7 separate regions of the Homo sapiens genome follow, and all the other regions are linked to region 5. A link is a loop called in an ENCODE intact Hi-C map of the cell type or tissue named here. Cell type or tissue: sigmoid colon. All regions are shown on one strand.

The links. Peaks named below come from ENCODE experiments on the same cell type or tissue, not always from the same donor. Only the 100,000 strongest peaks of a DNase experiment are listed, where the experiment ranks them.
Region 1: a loop joins it to region 5, with 9 times the contacts of the local background. A loop is called at or near these places in 18 of 110 quality-filtered maps.
Region 2: a loop joins it to region 5, with 11 times the contacts of the local background. A loop is called at or near these places in 91 of 110 quality-filtered maps.
Region 3: it touches region 5 in a loop (2.8-fold over the local background); 40 of 110 quality-filtered maps call a loop at or near these places.
Region 4: it touches region 5 in a loop (7-fold over the local background); 98 of 110 quality-filtered maps call a loop at or near these places.
Region 6: it touches region 5 in a loop (4-fold over the local background); 16 of 110 quality-filtered maps call a loop at or near these places.
Region 7: a loop joins it to region 5, with 4 times the contacts of the local background. A loop is called at or near these places in 4 of 110 quality-filtered maps.

Annotation. Positions count from the first base shown.
Region 1 is chr11:121,720,646-121,724,645 of GRCh38, forward strand. No RefSeq gene overlaps it. Among named protein-coding and RNA genes, the nearest start is that of SORL1-AS1, 270 kb to the left of the region's middle. In sigmoid colon, no CTCF peak of the experiment used is centred here; DNase peaks (open chromatin) are centred at 1,496, 1,926 and 2,866; H3K4me3 peaks cover 1,959 bases; H3K27ac peaks cover 359 bases.
Region 2 is chr11:122,504,390-122,508,389 of GRCh38, forward strand. No RefSeq gene overlaps it. Among named protein-coding and RNA genes, the nearest start is that of TRK-TTT2-1, 54 kb to the right of the region's middle. RefSeq lists a silencer at 1,443-1,502. In sigmoid colon, CTCF peaks have their summits at 1,539 (motif pointing left) and 1,740; a DNase peak (open chromatin) is centred at 1,532.
Region 3 is chr11:122,019,094-122,023,093 of GRCh38, forward strand. No RefSeq gene overlaps it. Among named protein-coding and RNA genes, the nearest start is that of MIR125B1, 79 kb to the right of the region's middle. In sigmoid colon, a CTCF peak has its summit at 2,024 (motif pointing right); no DNase peak of the experiment used is centred here.
Region 4 is chr11:122,201,104-122,205,103 of GRCh38, forward strand. The region is part of intron 2 of MIR100HG (mir-100-let-7a-2-mir-125b-1 cluster host gene); the gene reads right to left. Among named protein-coding and RNA genes, the nearest start is that of MIR100, 51 kb to the left of the region's middle. RefSeq lists an enhancer at 2,077-2,286. In sigmoid colon, CTCF peaks have their summits at 2,012 (motif pointing left) and 2,163; DNase peaks (open chromatin) are centred at 1,668 and 2,028; H3K4me3 peaks cover 1,956 bases; H3K27ac peaks cover 542 bases.
Region 5 is chr11:121,653,726-121,657,725 of GRCh38, forward strand. No RefSeq gene overlaps it. Among named protein-coding and RNA genes, the nearest start is that of SORL1-AS1, 200 kb to the left of the region's middle. RefSeq lists an enhancer at 2,112-2,321. In sigmoid colon, CTCF peaks have their summits at 1,901 (motif pointing right) and 2,439; DNase peaks (open chromatin) are centred at 2,026, 2,416 and 3,156; H3K4me3 peaks cover 2,046 bases; H3K27ac peaks cover 1,623 bases.
Region 6 is chr11:121,740,560-121,744,559 of GRCh38, forward strand. No RefSeq gene overlaps it. Among named protein-coding and RNA genes, the nearest start is that of SORL1-AS1, 290 kb to the left of the region's middle. In sigmoid colon, no CTCF peak of the experiment used is centred here; DNase peaks (open chromatin) are centred at 942 and 1,632; H3K4me3 peaks cover 651 bases; H3K27ac peaks cover 426 bases.
Region 7 is chr11:121,810,134-121,814,133 of GRCh38, forward strand. No RefSeq gene overlaps it. Among named protein-coding and RNA genes, the nearest start is that of MIR125B1, 290 kb to the right of the region's middle. In sigmoid colon, no CTCF peak of the experiment used is centred here; no DNase peak of the experiment used is centred here.

The DNA.
Region 1 (4,000 bases), 67 kb after region 5:
TCTTCAACTTCTCAAATACTCCAAGTTATTTCCCTCCTCAGGGCCTTTGCATATGCTGTTCCTTCTGCCTGGATTGATCTTCACCTCCATGACTATTTCTCATCCCTCAGATCTTAGTTTAAATCTTGCCTTCCATGACCACTCTCCCTAAGTAGGTATTCTCTGTTATTCTCCATTAATTCTTCATAGTGCTTTGAATTTTGTAATTATTCATTCATTTGTTTATTGCCTATCTCCCACTCTAGAATACAAGCTCCATGAATTCAGAGACTAGGTGTATATACCGAATTTCTGAAATAGTGTCTGGCCTATGTTACTTGTTCAATAAAAATCTGCTAAATAAAATGATAAAAAAAAAGATGTTAAATGAAAATATAGCAGAATATTTTAATTTTCTGGAAGTTTGGGAAAGTTTTTCTAACCATGGCATGAAACTTAAAAACCATAAATGTAAAGATTGACAAATCTGACTGTATTAAGTACTGAATATTTCTATAACAGAATTGAAAAACTGTAAATGACCTGGAAAAAATCTTGCAAAATATTAAAGGGAATTTCTTCAAATTAATAAGAAAAGAAAAGCAGACCAATAGAAAAAATAGACACGGTAACTTATAGAATCAAATTGACAAATGGCCACTAAAAATTTTATAAGAAATATGCTCAGCTTCATTCTTTATAAATATCAGTTTTTCATTCTGTTGAATTTGCAGTACCCAGGTCAGGTGTGTATGGAAACAGTTAACTTTCATACACTAATGTCATACACTAACAGTTAACTTCTCTATGTGTCTTATAATTTAGTGTCACATTTTTATTGAATGATTTGGCCATGTCTATTGAAATTTAAAATGTGTCTTCGCTTTAACTCCACACTGTTTTGAATGAGCAATTTTAGAAATTCCTCCTAAAATAATACTTTCACAGTGTGCGACATATGTTGAAATCTGTTTAGTTTGACGTTGTATAAACAAAAACTGGAAACTATCTGATTATTCAATAATGTAATGGTATATCCATACAAAGAAATATAATGCAGCTCTTAAAAAGAACAATGCTACAGATTTATATATTCTGTTTCAGAAAGACATCTTTGATATATGGTGAAAATTAATGGTATGTGTAGTAATTTCCTATTTTTTTAAATAAAAATGCATATATTGATAAATTGCATAAATATGTTCAGATATGCATGGAAAAATAAAGAAATGACTGAAATTCTTAACCATGGCTATTTAGGAAATTTGAGTTTGGAGACTTTCCATTTTATACTATATATGTATATATCTCATATTTCTGTATTGTTTGAATTTTTTTTTACCCACAGCATATACTGTTCTGTAATTAAACAGAGGGCGGGGTGTGTGTGGTGGTGGGGAGAGAGAGAGAGAGAGAGAAAGAAAGAGAGAGAGAGAGTGCGCAATGTGCAGAAGACAAACGATTACTGTTTCATGCATTTTGTCATCAGCGTGGTCAGAGCTGCCCCACTAGGCCTCCTGGAAGGTCAGACACTCGGCCAAGGGTTGACGGGTTCCAGCCCTTCCCCTCTCCTTCTTTACCTCAAGAAAGAGAGGCACTTACTTTAGCATCACATGATTTTACAGGGATCAAATGAAAAAAGGTTGCTAGAAGCCTTTATCAACTATAAAGCTCTTTCAAATACAAGCGGTTATAATCATAATCAAAGTGCACTTCCCATCCCAGGCAGGACTGGCTGGTTACTGCAGAAAACCCTCCCAGTGAGCGCTCGGTGCCAGCAACCTGCAGTCCCCTTTATCCCAAATAGCGCTGGCCCCACCGTCACCCTCCCACCACCCCCTGCTTCTCGGAGGGAGTCCAGCCGGCCTCCTGCCTCCTCACTTCATCCCGGCCCTGACGCAGCCGCTTCCCAGCAGAGCTTGGCTGTTCCTTGAACTTTCAGTGTTGGTTCGATTTCCTCCAGTGGTACCACATGCTGCTGTGCAAACAGAGCACGTGGTCCCGCCAAACAAAGGAACATGTGTGCTGCAAACCATCCCCCTATCACGGGAGCGCAGAGCTCCGCCAGGAGAGGGCCGGGCCTGCGCACTCTAATTTTTCACTGCAGTTTAAACACTCCGTGAGGCTCTCAGGAAGCGGCGGGGGTGGGGGGCGGCCGGAGAGAAGGGGCCCGCGTCTCCGCCGCTTCCATCACCGCCCTGGAAATAGCATCTGAACGCGCACGGCCCGACCAGGCTTCCCCCAAGCTGCTAAGATTTCATTTCACCTCCGACAGGCTTCATGGGGACTCGCTGTTAAAAGATCACTCTCCCGGGATGCTGTCGTGGGGGAGGGGGCCCGGCACTGTATACAGCTGTCAAAACGTCTCCGACAGGAGACGAAGGCACATCTGCACAAGCCTGTCTCAGGCTGCGGGGCACACAGGGAGCGCCTCAAACCTATCAGTGTAATGCCGAGCGGTAATTGCATTAGGATTAGTTATCTCCTGTGCTCTGCTCATTAGCCCGGAGGATGGCTCGCATCCAGCGAGAGGGTGGCACAGGGAGAGGGATGGGATATGCGCCTAACAGGTCGTGATAATGAAAGACTAGCTCTCCTGGAGTTTGCTTCCCCCTCCACCCTCCCCACCCGGCCCCCTACTCTCCGCCTCCCTCTTCCTCTAAACCTCATTTCCTGACTTTTTTTCCTGAAGGTCTTATGAAATGTGCAATTTAGGAAGATTACAATGAAAGAAAAAGAATCGAGACTGGTTGAAGGTGGGGGAGGGATGCTGCAGAGAGCGCGAGGAGGGTTTGCCTGAGTCAAGCGAAGGGAAGGAGGAGGCTGGGACTCTCTGATGCCAAAGCGGGGGCCACAAGAATGCCTGGGTTCTTTTTCTGCCGGAGCTCGTTCCTGACATGTTTTAACTTCCTTCCCTGTGTAATGCCTAAGACCAGGGTGAGATGGAGAGATGACGATTTCCAGGGGATTTGGAGCCGGGGGAGACGCACCTTAGATTGTGTGAACTCTGAGGGCCGCGCCCACTCCGGGTTGAGCTGGTTGAGCTAAACTGACTCCCTGCTCAGCATTCCCACAGCTTTTCCATTACAGAAGCGCCAGAGAGGAGATGTTTGTCTCATGGCTGGTCCGCAGGGAACAGGGACCCAGTCATTTTATTCTTCAGTGCCCCTAGCACACTGTCTGGCATACACAAAGTGCTCAAAAAAAGCATGATGAATAACAGTTTTATTTTTATTTTCACTTTAGAGACAGGATCTCGCTCTGTCTCCTAGGCTGGAGTGCAGGAGCAGGTCTATAGCTCATTGTAACCTTGACTTCCTTGGCCTTCCAAAGTGCTGGGATTACAGGCATGAGCCACCAAGCCAGGCCTCAATAATTTTAGAAAGTCAGGGAGAACATCATCAGTTTCAGGGGCCACCACATACAAAACACGATTTTCAGGCAGACCAACCGATGTACTGGCAATGTGAACAACGTCAGATAATCCAGCTTCTCTAAACTTGTTTTCCTCCTTTGTAAAACAGGAGTAATAATTTACCTCATAATAAATGCTTATTTATATGTCTGTAAATCACCACAAAGTCCACTGAACACATAGTAGGTGCTCAATAGACATTAGTTCCTCCCGTCATCTTGCTTTATTCATCCCTAAAATGGGGATTAAAAAAAAAACTCTTTGATGTCTCAGGAGGAGGTAATTAATGTTCTCTTAACCCATCTGAACGAGCCAATAGAGTACAAAGTTGTTTTATAATTAAGAAATGTATCAAACCCCGTGCAGGACTAATTGCTGTGCAAATTTGATTGAGGCCTGTGAGGACAAGATTGCCTTTAATGGGTTGCAGCGTAGGGGACTATTTAATATTCTTCAGGGAAGTTTCAATACCCAAGTCTCAGCATTGGAGATTGCCTCACCAACCATTAGGAACACCACTCAATGGTTTGGAGTGAATACACCAGGGCTTTGCTTAAATAATTATTTTGAAACTGGAAGGTTTATTGAGGGTTCAGGGTTCAGATT
Region 2 (4,000 bases), 850 kb after region 5:
ATTTCCAAAACTCAAATATGTCCAGAAGAACGGTGAACTTAGCTTTTCCTCTTTGGATTTAGGATAGAGTTGTCAGATAAAATACAGGATGTCCAGTTAAATTTGAATTTCAGATAAACAATGAGTATTTTTTTAGTATAATTAGGCCCCATGTAATACTAGAAATTCTAATAGTTCTGCATTTTATTTGCTAAATCTGGGAATCTTAACTTAGGAAGATAATGTTACTCACCCCAGAGCTGTATGAACTTTGGGCAAGGAACTTAATGGATTGAAATCTCCTCATCTCTAAAAATAAAATGTTGTACTACAAAAATTGCAAGTGCATTTTATTTCTAATTCAGCTATGATACAACATCTTTTCATCATGCAAGATTTATCTAGAGGTATAATTACGGGTCATGCAAAGAGTGCCCCATTTGGAGTAAGAAGGATCTGAGTTTGATCCCACCATTAATTAACTATGTGATCTTAGGCAATCAAATTCTTGAAATCTCGGATTCTTTATCTACAAAAATGGGGATAAGGTACTCATTATAAGGGTCAAATTAGTTGATGTGTATAGAAGTGTTTTGGACCTATGTGAAGTCATAAGCAGATTATGACTTACTAGGAAGAAGTTACTCTCAAGCAATGTAAAATGAGTTATTAGCTAAGTTGCATGGTCAGAGATCCGTTCTCCTGTATGACTCAAACCAAGTTTTCAAGCTCAGGTAAGTTCTTAAAAAGGTACCCACAAGTAGTCATTTTACTATCTTTGCTCTTTGTATTTTAGGAGACTTACGGTTCAAGCGTCAGCTCTACACCTCGGTTTCTTCAAATAGCAAATGAGCAAAAATAATACCCACTGCACACATGTATCATGAGAGCTGAGTGTGAAAACATAGAAAACACCTGGCACACAGAGTTTCTCACTAGAAATATCAGTTCCTGCTCTTCTCTATGGTTCTCTTGGATGCCTCAGTTGAAGCCTGCTCTGGGTACAGACCACTGGTGAGTGGGTGTGTTTAAGGCGCGGGCCTCTGTTTCCATTCCCCTTTTCTATGTAGCAGTTCTGTTGTCAGAGCCCAGCAGGACTAGGAAGGCCTCTTCCAATCTCCAGATCTCCCTCTATGAGGGAGCCTGAGATGCCTAACATGTTTTGTATCTTCTGATCTCTAGGGACTCAGAAGACAATAATAACCTTCCCTACCTCAACCAGATTCAAACCAGAAAGTGGCAAGAGAAAAGTCGCCTTGACCCAAAGGGGCATCCAGCCTCTCCCATTTCAGACGCAGGATAATGCAATCCAGACCACATGAAATTTCCCGTATTTGAAGACTGCCTCAGCCCTCTTTGCACCAGGCTTTCCAGCCTCTCTCCCTCTTGCCTCAGACTAAGCTCTCCCTCAACCACATTGTGTGACCAGGCCAATCCTTGGAGACAGAGAGATGTCTGCACTAGGGAACTTCCAAGCTGCCCAGGGGATGATGAATTCACCCCTGGCAGAAGCCAACTTGGAAACGGCATCACGGTGCTTTGTGAACATATCTATGGTGCAACAGTGACCTCCAGTGGCTGAGCCAGGAGGCAACCACTGCCCACACTGTCTCAGGCAACCCTGTCCTCCCGGAGGCTAGCGTACAGGATGATAAGCTCTTCTTGGAACCACTTCCCAGAACACCTATGCACAATATCTTAAAAAAAAAAAAAAAAAAAAAAAAAAAAAAAAAAAAGAGAGAGAGAGCAAAAACATAAGCCCAGAGTTACTCACCAATTGAATCCGACCATGTCACTCCACCACTTAGAAAACGTATGTGGTTAGTAGTCCCTCTATTGATCACAGAATAAAGTCTAAAGTTCTTAGTACCACAGACAGAGTTCTTTAGGATCTGGGTATGACTACCTGTCATTTCCTACAATGTCCTCTTTCATTAATACACACCAGACTTTCCCCTAGTCTCTAAATGGCCTGCTCTATTTTAAGTTGAGCAGTAGAGGGTCCTCTATTTAAATGACCTTCTTCACTTTTCTACTGGTACAATTTTCTTTTCTTTTTTCTTTTCTTTTCTTTCGTGTGTGTGTGTGTGTGTGTGTGTGTGTGTGTGTGTGTCTGTGTGTGTTTGTCAGGGTCTTGCTCTGTCACCAAGGCTGGAGTGTAGTGGCACAATCAAAACTCACTGCAGCCTTGACCTCCTGGGCTCAAGTGATCCTCCCACCTCAGCCTCCTCAATAGCTGGGACGATAGGTGTGCACCACAATACCTGCCTAACTTTTTAAAATCCTTTTTCTTTGGAAGGGTTTCATGTCAAAAATTGCCATCTTAGTGACACTTTCAGTATTATCTCTCCTTACCACTGTAGAATTAATTTTGTTTTCAAAACATACAGCAAGTGGAGTTAAAAACAATCCATTTATTTATTCAAAAAACAATAATAAGACATCTATTATAATGCCAGTCATTGTCCTGGATAGTCAGGATAACAGATAAAAGAGGCATGCTTTCTGACCTCAGAATGCATATAGACTAGTGGAGAATACATAGAGAAATCATTGCCATAAAGTATAGCAAGGAGCTATGTGCAAATTACACAACTGGCTTAAGAATGGAGGTCATCCCTTCAGCCTGTGCAAAAGGCAATTAGAGATCCTGCCCCAACAGTGAGAGGCATTGTCTGGGTCTTGAAGGAGTAGGAGTTAGCCAGGCACTGTAATCCCAGCCACTAGGGAGGTTGAGGCAAGAGGATTGCTTGAGGCCAGTTCTAGATCAGTCTGAACAACATAGCAAGACCCCCATCTCTACAAAAAAATTAAAAATTAGCCCAGTGTGGGGACGAGCACCTGTAGTCCCAGCTACTTGGGAGGCTGAGGCAGGAGGATTGCTTGAGCTCAGGAGTTTGAGGCTGCAGTAAGCTATGATCAAGCCACTGCGCTCCAGCCTGGGTGACTGAGCAAGGCACCATCTCAAGGGGGAAGAAATAAAGGAGCCAGGAAGATAGGATAATTTTAAAAGGGAAAGAAGAAATGAAGCATATTTGAGGCATCAAGTAACTTACACAGAAGCACGAATGTGTTGGAACAAGGGAGTAATCCATCATGGTTGGCACATGCTGCACAGCAGAGAGATATAGAGCTAGAATGCAGACTGGGATCAGAAGGCAGGATCAAGAGTGTAAAATGTTGGTTATGGGAATGAGGAGTCATTAAAGGCTCTTGAATGAAAGCACTATTTAGAAGGAATACGCTGGCACAACTAGCAATAGCACATAAGGAAAGCAAAAAGAAATCAAAATTAGGTTTCTTCCTGTTCTTGGTACTCAGAGTCACTGGGGTGTCAGTCCAATCTAATCTGAGAGGCTAAAGTAAGGTCAGTGAGTGGGTAAACAGACAGGTCAGGCACAGGACATAAACGGAGAAGACCTAAAACACAAGAAGAGCAGTCACTTGGTGTGTAGTTGTGAATAGAAACAAATGCCAAGGCCAGGCACAGTGGCTCACACCTGTAATCCCAGCACTTTGGGAGGCGATGGGGGGTGGATCATTTGAGGCCAGGAGTTTGAGACCAGCCTGGCCAGCATGGTGAAACCCCATCTCTACTAAACATACAAAAATTAGCTGGCTGCGGTGGCTCATGCCTGTAGTCCCAGCTATTCGGGAGGCTGAGGCAGGAGAATCACTTGAACCCAGGAGGCAGAGGTCGCAGTGAGCCAAGATCATACCACTGCACTCCAGCCTGGGTATAGAGTGAGACTCTGTTTCAAAAAAAAAAAAAAAAAAAAGCCAAAGTTTCAGAAAGTAAGAGGTCCAGGTCCAGGTGAAAATGTGGAGAAGTCCCACCTTAGTCTAGTGAACAGCACCTTGCTGGATCATGGTCACTTTGAAAGGGCTGGATCCTGACTGTCAAGGGAGAGGGTCCGATGAAGCTGCTCTAAAAAGTCTATTGTGACCCTGGAGGGCCTTCCCCCAAGGGACCAATGGAACTCCACTCATGATTCAAATATGTGTCCTGAGTATCTGGGAG
Region 3 (4,000 bases), 370 kb after region 5:
AAGAGAACCCTGCCTAATACAATCTTCTACCTTGGCTGCCTCTCTTCCAAATCCACAGTGCTTGCTGGAATGAAGGCACCACAGAGGCAGCCTCCTTCGTTGAGTCCCTGCTCATTGCTGGACAGCAAGCTCTGCCCAGACCCCTCCGTAAAGGAGGGTTTAATCTTCTTTGCCCCATATATTTCATGCTTGTTTCCCCTATCTTCCTCTCACATTATCTCAATAGTAAAATGGTCAGTGCTCCACACACAAACTGATCTGATAACATTTAGTTGAAATGATTAAATTTAGCAAAATATTGGAGTAAAATTATTTAGTTCTGTGATACTATGTGGTTGGATCAAAATGATTTTCATTTCTTTGCTTAGTTCTGTTTTTCTACAGTATCAGGTTACTTAACTCTATCTTGTCAAATATCAGATTTGGGAATGTCAGGATAATAAAAGCAAGTTTTATTATTTCAAGATGGATATTTGGCATTGTGTAGTCATAGCTTATCTGAGATAATATTTTAAGGATTAATATTGGAGCAGAACTAGAAGAAAGACATAGTTATTTAGCATACATGTGACATTTATGTCAAACAAGCATGGATTGAAATAAACCAATTTAATTTCCAAAAGCCCATTGCATTTAGCAGAAAATTTTGCATAATGCATGTAAACCTGTGCCATTGCCCCATAAGTCAAACTCTTCAAATTACTACTGGAGATTTCAATTCAACCCAAGCAAATGCATAGTATATATGTGCTTATATATATGTAAAAATCTGAAGCCTCTGAGACAAAAGTCTTAAGACAATGTAGCAGGTGTCAATTTTTTACCAAGATAATGATGAGAACCCTAAATCAGAATGTTACATACTTAAAACCAATTTGTTTCAGTGGCATATACTCAAGTGTCAAGTATCAAATGCTTATTCAAAGAGAGACCTCATATGTCAGGTTTGTGCAAGACTGTTTCTGTTTATTTTCTTCCTTTAAGTATGCTCTTGTATCCCAAAGTATTTTCTTAAGGCTGAAATTTAGCCATCTGTGGTACAGGAACACAGGACTGGGAAGAACTTGACCCAGTTCCTTCAGGGATTACTTCTTGAACTCCTGAAAACTGTATTTAAAGTGGCTTACAAATGGCTGAGAATTCTTGCTTGATATTTTAAAACCTATGATGGGAATCAGTTTTGGCTTTGAAACCAGGACTTAAGAGTATTAACACTAGGTCCTTCTTCTTAATCACAAGGCAAAAACTGCATGTAAATTTGGTACAACAATGATCGGCCACTTGGAATAAAACTCAAGATGCTGGAAAACATTGATTAGCCTTGAATACCATGTTAAAGGTAGAGTCTTGTTAAGTATACCTACCAATACAGAGCCCTGTAATAGTACCAAACTGTTAAAAGGTAGAGGTGACCATAGAGCCCTCCTCCGTATGGGGAGCTCTGTTACTCTTGGGGTATGGCGTATTATAGTGACTACTGGGTTTCCTTATCAGGAAACTTTGGGTGAAATTTGGCTCTGCCTATATTTGAATCTCAAGCAAGTTACCTTGAGGAGTCAACAACTCTGAGGCTTAATGAACTAAGACAGTGATTCTCAAACTTTTCTGTCTCAGGATTCCTTTATACTCACAAAGTTAGTGAGGACCCCAAAGAACCTTTGTTTATGTACATTGTATCTGTTGATATTTTCCACATTAGACATTAAAACTGAACATTTAAAAATATGTATTCATTTAAAAATAACAATAAACCCACCGTAGACTAACATAAAATATATTTTTATGGAAAAATAACTATATTTTGCAAAAATATTAGAGAGGAGCATTGTTTCACATTTCTGCAAATTTCTTTAGTGTTTAACAGAAGGCAGCTAGAGTTAAGACTGCATTCAATCTGTACTGATATCGTACTTCATGTAGCCTCAGGTAAACACTTCATACTTGAGAGAATGGAAGTGAAAAAGGCACTCATTTTAGTATCACTATGAAAATTGTTTTCACCTCATGGACTGCCTAAAAAAGGGACCACCAGGGGTCCCCACTCCACACTTTGAGAACTACTTTCCTTAGAAATGATACCGAATAATAACAATAATAATAAGCATAGCTAATGTTACTTAAATGCTTGCCCTGTGCTTCTCCCTATTTTAAATGTTTTTTATTATTATCTCACTTAATTCTTCTAGCAACTGAATAAGGTAGATATTATATAGCATTGTCTTTATTCTCCAGATGAGAAAACTGAAGCAGAAGGAAGTTCTGACTTCCCAAGGTCACACAGATCATAAATGATAGAGCGAGGATAGGAGCCCAGGTACAGTGTTGTCATAAAGATCAACAGTATTAGACAACAGTGTGGTGGTGGCAGAGGTGACGGTGGTGATCATACAGTGGCACTGTATGCTATCTAATGTTTAGGAAACACAGGCTATGTAAAATGCTGGGTGCCTTCCATGCATCATCTCATTTTCTCCTCACAACAGATCTAGGATGTACTTTTATTATCATCATCATTTGACAGATAAGGAAACTGAGTCTTTCCTAAGATCATATTTAGTATGTAGGAAAACTATATAAACTCTCTAACTATAAAGTTTTGTTACTACTATAATTAAACATAAAATTATGCTAAGGGCCGTGTGCAGTGACTCACGCCTGTAATCCCAGCATTTTGGGAGGCCAAGGCAGGATGATCACTTGAGGTCAGGAGTTCGAGACCAGCCTGGCCAACATGGTGAAACCCCGTCTCTATTAAAAGTACAAAGATTAGTCGGGTCTGGTGGCAGGTGCCTGTAATCCCAGCTACTTGGGAGGCTGAGGCACAAGAATCACTTGAACCTGGGAGGTGGAGGTTGCAGTAAGCCCAAATCAGGCCACTGCGCTCCAGCCTGGGCAATAGAGCAAGACTCAAACAAACAAACAAACAAACAAAATGATGCTAAGATTAGATGCTGTAATCTGATACCTCATTTAACTGGCATCATAAGATCCAGTTATCTCTGCAGATGTGAATTTCCCAGAGTAGTTCATTTTTACTACTTTGTGGCCCAACTGTTTAAGGTATAACCATAATGATGGAAGAAATCATTATGAGCATCAATTTGGATGCTACGCCTTCCTGTGGAGATGCACTGGAGGCTGTTGAGATGGGAAAGCGTCGATTTCCCGGTCAAATAATTCAAGGATACTCTGCATGCTGTGGCAGTGTTTTCTTTCAGGGTTTGTGTACCTTTCCTGTTTTTACTATCCCCTCCTTATAAATTCAGTAGTATTTTTTTTTTTTTTTTCAGATTTAGCCCTTTTGCCTGATTTTAGCCAACTCTCTTTTTGCTTGCTTGTAAATTATTCCTTCCATTTTGTCCTCTTGGGGAACTAGGCAACCACGTTTGCCTGTACGTATTGCGAGTAAAATAAAGGCAAAACCTATCTGAGTCTATGGACTCTGAATATTTGTTTAGATTGCTCCAAATTCTTCTGCTTACTTCCACTTGATTGGCCTTACTCACACAAATGCAGTTGCTACCTAAGCACTTTCATATAAGTGAGATTTTACCAAGCGATCACAACTTCTGAAAGATGGCGAGTTTTAATGCCATTTACTAGGAGAGTAATTTGCATATGGGCTTTCTTTTCCTGTATTTTTACATTTCAGAGCTCTGCTATTAACTACACTTAAAAAAAATCCTTCAGAGGAAACCAAATATGCCTTGTTCCAATTCCAATAAGGTTGCTTTCAATATTTTGAACTTGTAGTCACGGTTGAGATGACTTAATTTAAAACACATTTGGAAGCGCAACTGAGCCTAACCTATGTAGGTAGCTTCATTATTTTCTTGGAGGGGTTCACTTTCTGTTGTTTTGTTTTTGTCTAAACTCATGGCCCAGCGTTATTTATGTTCTTCTATATCTGAGATGTATCTCTAGTAAAAATAAAATAAAAGGAAAGCCGCTATTGTCAGATTGGAACGAAGTGGTAAAAACAAAAACAGAAAACAAAAAT
Region 4 (4,000 bases), 550 kb after region 5:
TGACTATAAAACCTTATAATTATACAGCACTTGGATAGTCAGGAACTGTTGGTGTGTGCAGTATAATCACATGTGCTCCTTACATCTATATTTGGATGCACGAAGGAAGGATGGTAACAGTTTCATTTGACAGATGAGCAAGAGAAGTCAAGTGATTTTCCCACCATCTACATTGCCTTCCCCATACACCACATGGCCTCTGGAACCCGAGCGAAGGGTGAGTGCATCTATAGGCATCAAAGCCAACTTCAGTCTTCGCAGGCAGAATCAACCAGCCAGATCCAGTGTGCAGAACCCAATTTTCATCCAAGACATTTCAAGGAACTAAGTAACAAATGACCCAGACCAAAAACAAACAAACAAACAAAAAAAAAAGCAAACACATTTCAGGCAGTGAATATAGTGATGGGATGATTAACTGATTAACAGAGTCTCTTATTTGCTTCTTCCAAGCATATTTAGTCTGATCATGTGCCTGAGACATGGTGTGACATTTGCTCTGGCAGCAGTGTCCAGGACACAGACAAATCACTCATCAGTCAGGTAGCCAGGCAGACACCATCAATCATTATCTGCATGTTTGAGAAATACAAAACTGTAGCTGAGGTCGGGGAAAAGAACATTTGATGGTGGCTAAAAGGTAAGTATACAAAGATTCCTATTTATCTCCCAAAGAGGTTACTCTAACATGTGCTGTGGAAATAGAGTCATAAATTCTAAATTTTCTCACAGATAGGAGGTTAAGGCTAATATATCTATATAACGTATATGTTATATATTATCTGATTCTTCATATATATATATATATATATATATATATATATATATATATATATCTCCACAGCTCAGTAGGCAAACCCGCTGTTGAGGATAGGAAGAATATATTAACTGATTAATTATTATTAATGCCATCTTTTATTTAACTAGCAATTGTAATCTATTAAGAGCATTCATTCACACTATCTGACTTATTCAACCCTCAGAAAAACCCTGTAGGGCTCATAAGTAATATATTATTATCTTCCTTTTATAGACAAAGGAAAAGGAAACTCAGATATTTCCTTTCTTAAGCTAATCTCACCAGCAAGTGGCAAAGCCTGGACTAGAACACGGAATTTCTGACTCCTATTCCATTACCTAGAGCGACTGTGGAAGAGCCGAAGGAAGAAAGGGAAAGTGTGAAACATGAGTTCCGAGCAGAGAGGACCTGAAAACACACTCAGACCAGAATTCCTTCTAGTTTGGGTTAAAGTCCGGAGTGGGTGTGGCTATACGACACACAACCAGAATGATTAGATTGACTTTCTGGCACACCTACTCACTTTGAATTTTCTTGTGCAACTGAGCCTTTTGTGTCAATCTCCCATCCTCTCCTGCCTTGTGAAGTTTCTGGGGTGGCCGAGTTGGAACCAACTTCAAACCCTCTTATGTCTCTGATTCACTTTCCAAACCCTCCCTCTCCCACTCCGTGGTCAGCCTTTTGTATCACACCCTGCAAACATTTTTTTCTTTTGCGCTCCTTTGGGACTCCTCCCTCTTCTCTCCCTCCATCTCCCAACTCCTCTGCACTGCCTTTCCCCTTTAATCTCTGCTGACCACCTTTTGTGAATGCTCCATCCGCTCCTCCCCCCGTCACGACTGTCCTCTTGCGGGTACCTACCTGTGTGCTCTGCAGCCACACGCACCTCCTGGTTGCCCCTCAGATGTCTTGGTTCTGTCTGTCTGATGTCGCCAGCCTCCACCCGGGGCCTGTGAGCTGTGCATGTCTTCAAGCTCTTTGTTACTATTCCTCCTTAATTTATAATGCTAGGCAAATAACAACACACAATAAAAGATGATATCAGCTGTGTTTCTCGCCTGCAGCCTCCAGAAGTGTTATCTTAGACCCCATCATTGCAACAAAGAAATCTCTCAGTTGAGTGAGTGAAAACCAGTTACAGGACAGGAGGAGAAAACTTCTGCGCTTCCAAAATTCCGCAGCCCCAGCTGCCCTCCGGCGGCTCCCCCTTGTGGGAGATGTGGGGCATAGCAAGGCAGTGCCCAGTTGGGACGGTGCCTGGGTGGGAGGAGGGCGAGAGAAGAGTGCTCGCACTCAGGGATGTGCCCCAGAGGGCGTGGGGTCCGGTTCCGGCCACGAAGAACAGCCTCTGTGTGAGTTGCAGGACTGAGGTCCTCTGCAATTTCTCAGGGAAATACTTCCGGGAGACGCAGTCCTCAGTGCCTGGAGGTCTCTGGGTCCAGGTGAGTGTGGTGTGAGTAATAAGCCTGCATGGCTTACGCGCTGCATGGGAAGTCCTGTATCACAATCACAACGTATCATAAAGTCGGAGGTTCACACAGGGCTGTTCCGAGAGGTAAGGCGTGGTCTCCAGTCTCTGAGTAAAAGACTTGATGGTCCAGTCTCCTGGATTCTCTTGCCACCGTGGACACTTGGCCTTTCGGTCCCTCTAGAGCTCTGGACACATACTGCTCCCCACCTTAGTGAAAACAGACTGTATGTCCAAATAGTATCTTTCTCCAGAGGAACACGGTCTCATTTATACTAACCCACCCTGGCAGATATCACTGTCATCCTCCTCCTCCTCCTCCTCATTTGAGTGTCATACAGCTTCTTTTGCTTACGGTTATTATTGTTTTGTTTTTTAATCTTTATTACTGTAGTGTCTATGTTGCTTATGGAGAAACAGCTCATGAAGTAGCTGTGGTTTTTAACAAATGGAGCTTTATTATTTTATTCCAAGTTCAATCTTCACGTATGGTTCAGTATAGAGCTGCCACCAACATCAGAAAGGTAGTGGAGTTTAATAGAGTCCAGTGGAAATTGGTCTGAGATTTGTTTTGCTGAAATTAAGGACTCCCTTGCCAGGACTGCTGGAAGAGTCAATGAGACAATATGACGTGGCAAAACAAGCTCTAGGCTTCAACAGATCTAGACTCGATACCTATCTCTGCTACTTATTTTATGCTCAATTAACTACTCTCACCTCAGTTTCTTTGTCCATAAAATGGAGTTAACTTAGTTTCACAAGCAAGATCTCACAACTGGTATGATGGCAGAATGAAATAATACGTCACAAACCACATGCTCACCTACAGTTCAGTGGCAGAGCACGGTTGTCATTCTGGAAAGTTTCTTTGTTTGGATTCCAGTAACTGTGCTGATAAATAGAGAGCATCCCACTAGGCCTATTGGTTGTTTCCTCCACGTTTGACATCATGACCAGTTTTCTCCTGCAGACTCGGTCTGGGTCTCTCTGTCTGTGTCACACCCAGCATACTGTTCTCACAGAGGGGGAGCCAATCAATACTCCTTAATGGTGTGGCTCAATGCCCTGTACTGAGGATGATCAGTGAGTGTCACTCCCACTTTTCTCCAGAGACAGGACATAGTCTAGACATACGGTGCAGGAGGAGGTCAGGAACCCTGGGTTCTGATCTTAGCTCCACTTACTAGTGCATTGGAAATGATACTTGAAGTTGCACGAGTCTCTGATTCTGCTGCAGCTACTTTATGAGCTCTTTCTCCATAACTAACATTGGTATTACAGGAATAAAGACAAAAGACAGCAATAACTTTAAGCAAAAGAAGTTGTGTGCCACTTAAATGATGACGATGATGATGAGGAGGAGGATGACAAAGCAGAAGAAAGTATGTCAATGATGATATTGCTATGAACCATAAACTCACTAAATATTTCTCAGACCTATGTTGGGCCTAGGGCTGAATATGAAAGGGTTAAACTGCCCTGAAGATAATTAAGCCCTGTTACAAACTCAAGTTAAAAAAAAACAAACAAAAACAAAAAACAAAACAAAACAAAAAAACAGCCATAAGGATTTAGAGAAATCAAGAAAAGCAGCAAAAACATTCCCTTTCACGCAAACAGATCTAAAACTGAGAACCTTTAGTGACAAGCCCGCTGTGAAAGATGGGATCAAAATCCAGAATTACTTCTACAGGAGTAAGTATCAGAGGGTCTGGAGCATACGTGTCCCCATC
Region 5 (4,000 bases):
TGCAGCATGAAAAATTTCAGCCCTCAATAGATTCAAACACAGACCTGTTGCAAAACCAGATAGAAATGAGGAAAACTGTCAAGAAGAGTCCAGAAAAGAAATACGGGTCAGTGACAAGGTTTCCTCAGTTTATAAAACAAAGAAAATTCATCAGAACTCTCCACATCAGCCCAATACCAAACCAGATTAAAGTGCTGTCTCATGTTCTAATCTTCTGAGGCCTGAAACAAAAAGTGAAGTTGATTGTGTTGATTCGCATGGCTCCCCTGAACTAGTAATCTTTCAACATCAGAGCGGAGCAGGTGACTGACCAACGGACTTGTAGATGGCTTTGGGGATTTGTTTGCGCCCTCATAATTTGAGAACGTGAGTCCTGTGGGAACGGATGTGGCCACTGGGGATATAGCTGGTGGCAAGCTCTGTGAGGATCGGGATGGTTCTTACATTTTTTGTCCAGCTGTAAAATGGGAAGGAGGCTTTTTTCCGACTCATCCCTTAGCGTAAAGTTCCCATTCCCACGCAAATGGCAGCTCTTTCTATACTTATTTGGGAGTGAAATGGAAGAAGGGATGGAATGGAGAGGATCCGTTTCCTTTTTGAACTTGGGAGTTTATAGGTAAGTGGGCAAAAATGAGCCTACGGAAGAGACTAACTTCGGTCCGGATCAGCAGCATTTGCTCTTCTGGGAACCTCAGCTGTGGGCAGCAGAGAGCTGAGGGTGTGTTTGGTAGCTGCGTGTAAAGGGAGGCACTGTGCTTAATGAGGTCTGCAAGCCTCGATCTTTTCATTTGACCCAGGTTTTTCTCCCTTGGATTAACCTCTCTGTGTGTTGTTGGGAAGTACTGTTCATCTGGTTGTAGCTCAGAATTTTGTACCTGGCCCAGAGGAGATTCCTGGGAGTGGAATCTAGGTCCCCACCCAATTCTGATTGTGAGTAATGGATGCCGTTTGGATGGGAACTGTAGAGGATTTATCTTTAACGCCAGAGGGCTGGAGGTCAGAGCTGAAGCAGGTTGATTAAAATCAGTTACTCAGGGGATTTGACTACACAACCCAAAACACAAGCTGGAGGAATCCAGCTTCTTCTCAGAACTGCCCCCAAATACTGAGGAAAGGTAGATTCGAGGTCTGCAATCCTCGCCTTGCTTCTCAACTCAGAGCTGTCATTGTCTCAAACACGCACTTGACACTAAACATACATTTTTCTCTGACATATTTGTATTGTTTTTTAAGCTGTATGACAAATAGTTATGCTGAGTGAGTTCCGGGCACCTAGCAGGCAGGCAGTAAATATTTGCTGTACATCGAAAGAATGCCGTTGGCTTGGCTGTCAGTATGGCTCCGATTCAGAACCATCCCATTGCTGGGTTCTTGAAGCTGGGAGGATTGCACGTTGAAGGGCTGGTCAAGCCCTGCCTGACCAGAAAGGTCTCTGTGAATACTTTGGTCATAGAGACCAGAAAGGTCTCTGTGAATACTGGAACATTCTCAGACATGCCGAGCAAAAGCTACCATCGCAGGCAAGAGGGACGGTGGGGGGAAGTGCAGCTGGGAGTTTTCATAGAGACGTGGTTCCTTTGTTCTGGTAGATTTCAGCCAGAAAGAACAGCAAATTTTTACTGTCTGCAAACCACTAAGGAGCTACTCCCCTCCCCCTTTACCTCCTTCCTTCCCAACCTGGGAATTCATTTGCTGCTTCTCTCTCCTCCTCCTCTGCCCTCGGGCAGTCCTCAGGGACAAAGCTCTTTGTTGTGAACACTCCGAGACAATACGGGATTGCACAGTCCCCAGGGCACAATCGGGGCTGTCCTCCATGGAGAGTGATCGCCCGGGCAGAGACCCCCACCTGTTGATCTCCCCCTTCCCGGGGCGAGTGGCAACCTGCATTGTGCTGGGGACGCACGCGTTTCCACAGCAGGCTCAGCAGATGGTGCTGGTGAGCAAAGCCATTCCCGTCCCTCTCGCGCCCCTCCCCACCGCCAGAGCCTCGCTGGTCTAAAGCAAAAACAGATGTTTTCATCATTTCTGGATCTGGCATGTGACTCGCAGTTCAGCAATGCGCCGACATAACCCAGAGTTGTACGTCCCCATCATCCCCCGCAAAATAAAAATCCTGAACTTAAACGAGCCTTCCTCCTAGGCGAGCCACTGACACATGATCTGTGTAATCCACCCGGCACGTGTTTAATCGGACTCCAACTGCAACTGCCTTTGTAGCCAGCCCCGGCTCTATAATTGGGAAGTTGTCTTTTTTTCAGCGAAGACACGGGACAGCCAGACTAGCTATCTTTACACCAAGGGCTGGGAAGAGGCGCTAGCCTTTTAAAATAGCCCTGGTCTGGCTGGCTGGCGAACCTGTCTGCGTGGGAGCCGGTGAGCGGGGCCAGAGCAAAACAGGAAGGCCGCGGCGGCGCACCCTGTTCCCGGCGCCCTCGGCAGGTGGCAGCATTGGCCCGAGCTGGCCTCTGCCGCTGGCCAGCCCCAAAGCAGGGCCCTTTTACTTTCGGTGGCCTCAAAATTATTAGTTCCAGATGAGTTCTTGCAATTGTAATATTTGGTTTAACCCAATCTGCCCGACTGCGTCAGCGCACGTTCAAATACAGCCGTCTGAAGTCTACCCAGACATCAGAGGCATGTTTCGGGGGTGTCAACATTCCTTACCCTTTGAAAGAATTAAAGCAAAACAAAACAAAACAAAAAAAGGAGGCTGATTTATCCCAAAACGAAAGAAGGGTGAACAGGCGTGGGGCTAGGGTGCCTGAGAGGGAGCGAGCAGTGGACATTCAGGGAAGGCGTAACAATGGAACTTTGTCCAGGAGGCCCGCTAGAGTGGAACTGGATTTATTTGTTGAACTAGAAAGGGACCTCTAGGTTCTTTGAAGGTTAGAGCAAATAAGCAAAACTGGCGTGCATTTGGTTTACCAACAGCAGAGTCCTTCAAGTCACGTAGGCTGCTATTGTCAGACACAAAACGCGTTGTTTCTGGGGCTGGGCCTCTGCTTAACACTTGGCTTGGTGTCCCAGGAAGGGGGCAGTGGAGGAGGGGGCTCCCCATCTTAGCACACAGCTTTTAGGGGCACTCTGAATGTCTGCCAAGGATGTAGACTGGGTTTCCTAAGGACAGCAGCCTAGGCCGCAGAGGACTCGTTTAGAAGACAGGAGCCCTCCTGCAGGCCCTCTGGCGAGTGGACTGGCTGGAGTCGTCAAGTGTCTTGTAAACGGCCCTGCTGTGGTTTTACTGCAACACCGTGGAGCTGGACACGGGGGAGACTAGGGACCCATCCCGGTGGTCTCAGGGTATTACAGATGCATGAGCTGAGGCTAAAAGACTCCCTCTGACCCCCAGGGCAGAGCAGCAAAATGTGCAAAGGGAGCCCAGAAATCCTGCTCCAACCACCAGCCAGGAAAGGGTGTCTCTTCCCTTAGCAGAGATGGAATAACCTGGCCTTGAAAAGACAGCCTCTGTCAAGCAGTCCCCCACACCCCTTCCCCCTGCCTGCACCTCACTTTTAAATCTGTGCTCAAATTCTTCAGTAAGATTCCTGCTAGTCGACTACAGGGAGCCTGACCGTTTCCCTGCAGGTCTCTGGCTCAACATGGTACTGATCAAAAGCTGGCACCAGTCTGGCAGATGCTTTAAGTCCTGCATGTCGGGAGCTAGCGGCTGGTGCTGGCATCAGCCAGCCAGGCAGACAGAGTGGCCATCTTGTTAGATGTGGTTGGGGCCTCGCTCATCACTTACCTGCTGCAGGGGCCACCCCACTGTGTGGAGGAGGCGTAGGAAAGATGGTGGGACCTCCACACATCTGTTCCAATACCTCCAGAGTGTTTAGGGACCCAGACTTCCTGCTATCCTCCTTTCAGTCTGAAAACTACATGTGTCCCTGCAGATTGTTGGGAAAGTGCTGATTGTCTTGGCGGGAGCCTCACCCTGATCCTAGAGGGGACTTGGCCTTGGAGGGAAATAGGCAAATTAGGCATTCAGGTGAGTACAATGGTT
Region 6 (4,000 bases), 87 kb after region 5:
CATATATTCTGTCCAGTGCTTTTAGTTATACTTAGCAGGAAGAATATGGAAAGTTATGCCCTCTTCATCTTCCTGGAAGCAGAATTATATCCATATATTACATTTATAATAAGAAAAACATACATATTTTAAGGAAACAAAACAAAATGACTTAAATTACAGCTAGAGTCATTTGAGTAAATCAAGACGTGCTTGTCTGATTCAATACAGAGATAATAAAATTGGTGGCCATGGTAGTGAGTAATGATTAAAAATAATAGCCACTTGTTATTGAGCACATGCTATGTGGTTTTTACATATTCTCCATTTGTATTATTCCTTACAGAAAACCTGGGAGGCCAGCATTGTTCACATTTAACAGTGAAGTAAACTGAGAAACAAACAGAAAATTTCCCAATATTATACTACTAATGAGTGAAACAGCAGGGGCTCAAATCCTAGCCTGTCTTAAACCAAAACCCATGCTATTAATCCCTGTGTTTCACTGCCTCTGTAGACTGTCTTTTAGAAGATGGAAGACTGGAGGTACTTAGGTGACATCCTGTGGAGAACAGGAAATGTTTGATGTGACAGCAGTCTCCATTATCTCTGGTTTTGTAGAAAGCACTTAGGGCCTCCTTGAAGGGAACTATTTTTTGCCTACATTACCAAAGGCATTTCTACGGAACTTTTCATTTTATATGATTCCTTAAAACAACCTTGAGATGTAGGTGGAAGCCAGACTCACTGTGAAACAGATGGGGAATCTGTAGCCCAGCAAGGTCAAGTGACTTGTCTAAGACCATATGGCATTTAGTGCTGGAAGGAGACCTGGAAAGCAGGAGCTGGTACGCTTTCCACCAGCTCCCAGGGCTGCGTTCAGCTTGGGCTGTGTACCGTCACTTGGTTCTTACCAAGCAGAGTTCTTTCTAGTTTAGACAGGGCCTGCTGCAGTTAAATCAGGGCCTCTCCTCCAGCAGCCTCCTGGCTTGCACCAATTTGCAGACTGTATCTGATGGAAACCTTATGTGGAACAAAAAAACAAACCTGAAAAGCCAGGCCCATCTCAGTATCTCCATCCGCTGGATAAACATCTCCAAGACAGACGCACAGAGAGGTCAGACTCCCTTTGCCAAGTTTTTAACCTAAAGTTTGGAAGCAGCTTGCATTTTCCATAGAGCAGTAAACTATTTTCATTCCTTTTACAATGAATGACTCCTTATGGGGTGATAATTTACTTTTAACCTCTTTCAGGACCTGATGATTTTGCCTTCTTGCCTGAAAAGAGTTGTGGGTTAAAAGAAAAGTCCCATTTCTTGAAGTTTTCTTCTTTCCTATCTTTCCTTTTCCCCCTTTTGAAAGCCTGCTATGTTTGTTTCAGAGCTTTGGGAGTCTTTGGAGCCTTGCCTCTTTATTTGGAGAGAACTTGGCTCCTTCGTGTTGCCCCCATTCCTCTGCTGAATCTAATCTGACTGTTCTATTTATAATTCTTGAACAAGATGAATCTAGTCTTTGTGTTTCTTTCTGAGCAACAGCGTCCCCTCCCTAGGACTTGAGCCAGTTAACCTCTGTAAGAATCTCTTTAATTTCTCTGCAAATTGCCAGAAAGCCGGCAGCTGAAACCCTATCAGGTCCTGGATCATATCAGACCTGCTTTAAACTGGCACCCTCCTCCATCCTCCAATCTCCTGGGAGCTGATTTAGGAACAGGGCCGTGCAGAGAAATTCCCAGCAGCACTTTGGTGACGCCAGCGCAGTCTGGGAAGTCTGACAGGGAGGGGCCCACTTTCTGGAGGACGGGGAGGCTCTGAGATAGAAACCGTGCCCACTTCGAAGCATGTGTTGGTTCCTCCCAGATCCCTCAAGGTTTATGTATACATTATGTGCTATTTATCCTTAAACCTAGACTCATCATATTATTTTTCCTGGAGACCATCTAGCCGAAACCTCCTGTTTTATAGAGAAAAAATATGGAAACTAAAAGAGTCATACAGCTAGTTTGTCTAAGAGTTAATACTGTAATATAGGTTTCCTACCTTATCCATACCTTCATGAGCTTGTGAAGGCATTATTTTGATTCCGTGGACATGAAACCACTCCAATTAAGTGCATTCTTTTTATATGTTCCCTTTCTTCTACTTCCTTTCTTTATTCCCTGTCTCCCATTCTCCATTGTTACCGAGTTCTCTCTCCTACACCCAGTACAGCTCTCTCTTTTTTGAGGGGTCTCACCAGCCTCACTGGGATGTTAACAACTAAGGTTTGAGAAAGAGATGAGTCTCAGCAGCCCAGGTCTAGAGTGGACAGATCAGTGAGTCCATGGAAACATCTAGAGCTATGAAGGAACTTTCTGAGGTCACACCGCAAGTTAGTGACCAGACCAGGATTAGAGCATGAGATTCTCTTTTTTTCTGTCTGCTGAGTTCTACTCTACTCAAAAGTTCTGCTGCCTCTGTGTGGTTCCCAATTCTGATCTGGGTCTGGCATGTCCATTTAGACAATCTTTTTTTGGTCAGGGTTCTCTCTGACCAACCTGACTTTTAACCTCACATTCATTTGTAATAGAAGAAAGTTAAATCATACCCTTAAATTCAACCACGTTTTAACCTCATTTGCCATGAGTGTCCCGTTAAGACTAAATAACAAAGGGCCAAAATATTTACTTTGAGCTCCATAACATAATTGGTCTTCTTTCCTGTCATGATAAGCTAAGGTGGCCTTACAAGTTTTCAAGGATCAGGAATCAGTGTGCCCCACTGAACACATATAAAAGTATATTTACCCTTTAATTTAAAGCTATTGAGACCCATTTGAATATAACACAAATGCTACTTTAAACCAAGCCCCAGCCAGCCACTAATCTGCTTTGGGTCTGTGGTTTTGCCTTTTCTAAAAGTGTCATATAAATGGTGGGATACAGTATGTTGTCTCTTGCGTCTGGTTTCTTTCATTTAGAATAGTGTTTTAGAGGCTCATCCAGGATATTAAATAAAACATTAGTTTCTTTTTATTGCTGAATGCTATTTCATTTTATGGCTGTACCATTATTTGTTTATCCACTCACCAGTTGACCATTTGGATTGTTTCCAGCTTTAAATTATTACAAATACTGTTGTTATGAACACTTGTGTACACATTTTTGGTTTGATATATATTTTGATGTTCCTTGGGTGGATATATAGAGTGAAATTGCTGAGTTGTATGTTAATTCCATGGTTAACTTTTTAAGAAACTGCCAAACATTTTTCAAAATGGTTGTACCATTTTTATCTCTACCAGGAGTGTATGTATTTTTAAAAGAATGACCACATAATTTGAATAGGCAATTCACTGAAATGGATACGAGTGGCTAATAAAAACATGAAAAGATGCCCAACATCATTAGTAGTCAATAAGAAAATGCAAATAAAATCCACAATGTGATAGCACAAAATACTCAGTAAAATTGCTATAATAAAAAAGATGAACAATACTAAGTGTTGGTGAGGATGAGAAATAACTGTTTCCCTAAGATATTTAGTCACTGATGTGTCTACTCAAGTCTTTAAGTTTTATCCTAGATTCCTGTGTCTACATAGCTTAATGGTCAGTCAATGGTTTGGGTAGAGACTGTGCTTGATTTGGGAAGGCTTTATTCTGTGATGATTGATCTGTGTGTGAGTTGGGAAACCATTTAGGCTTGCAAACAGTTCTGAAGTCTCCCTTGGCTTTTATCTCCAGACTGTCTTGGGTGTCCCTGGCACAAGTCTGTTTCCCAGTCTCAAAAGTATGTGTAAATAGAGTTTATTTTGGCCTTTCTATGGCTTTCTTGTTTCCAAGATCTCCCAATTAAATTTATGGCTGATCAACTATTGCAAATGAAGTTGCAATTTTAAATTAGCAAGCTACTGTGGGTTTTTTCTCCCCATTTATTGCTTATATAATTAACTATTTTTATCTGGAAAAGCCCTGGATTTTTGTTCCTCAAAACACCCCTCCAACCACTATGGTGGCTTGAGCTGGCTTCCTCTGGCAGCAAGAC
Region 7 (4,000 bases), 160 kb after region 5:
TTTGATTATCGGAAAGCCTGATCACTAGAAAAGCAAACTTTCCTTCACAATAATGTCTATATTATGTTACACTTGCTGTGGATTCCCAAGTTTTCATCCCAAACAATTGTCTTGTGCCCAAAGACACGACCAGAATAAATGGCCTGGCTAGAGGCTTCACGCTTTTGCATGGGTGGCCCCCTCTGACTGACGATTCTGTTTTCCTGTCTTTGAGGCTATGGTTTCAAAAATTTAAAACCACCAGACCCAGAAAAGATAAATCTCTCTCAGTTTGCTTCAGAAAATCTAAACTCAATAATATCCACGTTGGTGGCTTCTGGAGAGAGTTACTCATCTGTCTCTCAGAAATGGGCCTTTTGGATCTCACTGACTCACTCTGGGACTGCTAGAGTTTTGCTCTAAGGCAGGGTTCTGAATCAGTGCTTGCCGAGTTTCCTCTTACTGCTCCAGCACATACTCTTCATTTTATTTGTTTTATTTCTCCTCTCTTTTTTTTTCACTTTCATTTTAGGTTCAGGGGTTCATGTGCAGGTTTGTTATATGGGTAAATAAATTGCATGTTGTGAGGATTTGGTGTACACATTATTTTGTCACCCGGGCAATCAGCATAGTACTCGTTTTTCCATCCTCACCCTCCTCCCACCCTCCACCCTCAAGTAGGCACTGGTGTCTGTTGTTGCCTTCTTTGTGTCCATATGTACTCAATGTTTAGCTCCCACTTCTAAGTGAGAACATGTGGTATTTGGTTTTCTGTTCCTGTGTTAGTTTGCTTAGAATAATGGCCTCCAGCTCCACTGATGTTGCTGCAAAGGACATAATCTTATTCTTTTTTATGGCCGCACAGTATTCTATGGTTTATATGAACCACATTTGCTTTATCCAGTCCACCACTGATGGGCATTCAGGATGTTTCCATGTCTTTGCTGTTGTAAATAGTGCTGTGATGAACATATGAATGCATGTGACTTTGCTGTAGAACGATTTATATTTCTTTGGGTATGAGCCTAATAATGGGACTGCTAGGTTAAATGGTAATTGTGTTTTAAGTTCTTTGAGAAATCACCAAACTGCTTTCTGCAATAGCTGAACTAATTTACATTCCCACCAGCGTGTATTCAGTGTTCTTTTTTCTCTTCAATCTTACCATCATCTGTTAATTTTTGACTTTTTAATAATACCCATTCTGGTTGGTGTGAGATTGTATATCTCATTGTGGTTTTGATTTGCATTTTTCTAATAATTAGTGATGTTGGGCATTTTTTCATATGCTTATTGGCCATGTTATGCCTTCTGTAGAAAAGTGTCTCTTCATGTCCTTTGCCCACTTTTTAATACAACTGTTCTTTGCTTATAAATCTGTAAGTTACTTACATATTCTGGATATTAGACCTTTGTTGGATGCATGGTTTGTAAAAATTTTCTCCCATTCTGTCGGTTGTCTGTTTACTCTGTTGATAGTTTCTTTTGTTGGGCAGAAGGTCTTAAGTTTAATTAGATCCCATTTGTCAATTTTGTTTTTGTTTCAATTGTTTTTGGTGTCTTGGGCATGAAATTTTGGCCAGATCTTATGTCCAGAATGGTATTTCCTAGGTTATTGTCCAGGGTTTTTATAGTTTTAGGTGTTACATTTAAACCTTTAATCCATCTTGGGTTGATTTTTATATGTGGTGTAAGGAAGGCGTCCAGTTTCAATTGTCTGCAGATGGCTAGCCAGTTATCCCAGGAACATTTATTGAATAAGGAGTCCTTTCCCCATTGCTAGTTTTTTGTTGATTTTGTCTCAGGTCAGATGGTTATAGATATGCAGCATTATTTCTCAGCTCTCTATTCTGTTCCACTGGTGTGTGTGTGTGTGTGTGTGTGTGTGTGTGTTTACCGGTACCATGCTGTTTTGGTTACTGTAGCCTTATAATATAGTTTGAAGTCAAGTAATGTAATGTCTCCAGCTTTGTTCTTTTTGCTTAGGATTGCCTTGGCCATTCAGGGTCTTTTTTGGTTTCATCTGAATTTTAGAATATTTTTTTCTAATTCTGTGAAGAATGTCATTGGTAGTTTGATAGGAATAGCATTGAATCTGTAAATTGCTTTGAGCGGTATGGCCATTTTAACAATATTGATTTTTCCTATCTATGAACATGGAATGTTTTTCCATTTGTTTGTGTAATCTCTGATTTCTTTGAGCAGTGTTTCATAATTCTCTTTGTAGAGATCTTTTACCTCCTTGGCTATCTGTATTCCTAGGCATTTTATTCTTTTTGTGGCTACTGTGAAGAAAATTAGGTTCTTGATTTGGCCCTTAGCGTGAATACTGTTGGTGTATAGAAATACTACTGATTTTTGTACATTGATTTTGTATCCCGAAACTTTACTAAAGTTGTTTATCAGATAAAGGAGCTTTTGGGCAGAGACTATGAGGTTTTCTAGGCAGAGAATCATATCATCTGCAAACAGGTATAGTTTGACTTCCTCTTCCTGTTTGGATGCCTTTTATTTATTTCCCTGGACTAATTGCTCTGGCTAGGACTTTCAGTATTATGTGGAATAGGAGTGGTGAGAGAGAACCTGCTTGTCTTGTTCCAGTTTTCAAGGGGAATGCTTCCAGCTTTTGCCCATCCAGTATGATGCTGCCTGTGGGTTTTTCATAGATGGCTCTTACTATTTTGAAGTATGCTTCTTTAATGCCTAGTTTGTTGAAGGTTTTTAATATGAAGGGATGTTGAATTTTATTGAAAGCCTTTTCTGGGTCTATTGGGATGATCATATGGTTTTTGTTTTTAGTTCTGTTTATGTGGTGAATTGCATGTATTGATTTGTGTATGTTGAACCAACCTTGCATTCCAGGGATAAAGCCTACTTGATGTTGGTGGATTAGCTTTTTGATGTGCTGCTGGATTTGGTTTGCTAGTATTCTTTTGTATACTCTGCACTTTAAAGCACACCCTATACCTTCCTATATTCTCTTCCTGCCATTCACTTTGGAGGAAATTCGTTTCCTTACCCACTTATTTCCTCAGTTATTAAAATTATATCCATTCTTAAAAGTCCAATTCCAATGACCATTATTTTACTCCAAGTGTAATATGGAGTTCATTTTTCTTTTTTTCTTTTCTTTTCTTTTTTTTTTTTTGAGATGGAGTCTTGCTTTGTCGCCCAGGCTGGAGTGCAGTGGCGCGATCTCGGCTCACTGCAAGCTCTGCCTCCCGGGTTCACATGCCATTCTCCTGCCTCAGCCTCCCGAGTAGCTGGGACTACAGGTGCCCACCACCACGCCTGGCTAATTTTTTTTTGTATTTTTAGTAGAGACAGGGTTTCACTGTGTTAGCCAGGATGGTCTCGATCTCCTGACCTCGTGATCTGCCCATCTCGGCCTCCCAAAGTGCTGGGATTACAGGCATGAGCCACCACACCTGGCCTGGAGTTCATTTTTCATGAAATTTTCCCTGATTCTAAGAAGTTAAATATACAATTCTATAGAAGTATCTTAATTCTTAACATATCATCACTTTCACTGACTTATTTATTTTTCAATGTCAATGTTTCTCATTTTTTGTGTTTACTAGAAACCTTAAATTGTGTCAGTTGTTGAAATGGGGAAGATTTCAGGAAATTGGAGAAAGATCAAAGCTATTAAAGACACTGCAATTAAAGTGAAGTAAAACGAATGAGAAATAAATATAAAAATAACTATTCATCGTTTGATTTAATTTTAGTTTTTTACATTTAGTAAACGTTTGTAAAAAGGGGATTTACAAAGAGTGTTTTGTGTGTGCCTGGTAATGTGTGTGATAGCATGCTGTAAACAATAAAGCATGTTATAAATGATCATTATTAATATTATTGTGTATAGCAGAAGCTCTTTTAACATGCGTCTGTTTAATTGACTTGCCAGATTAGTGAATGTTTTTCATTCCCTCTAAGACATTCTAACTAATGCCCTTAGCAGAGCAAGTACTTATAACTAGCAGGCTACTTTCTAGTAAGCCTGTACAATTATGCTCAG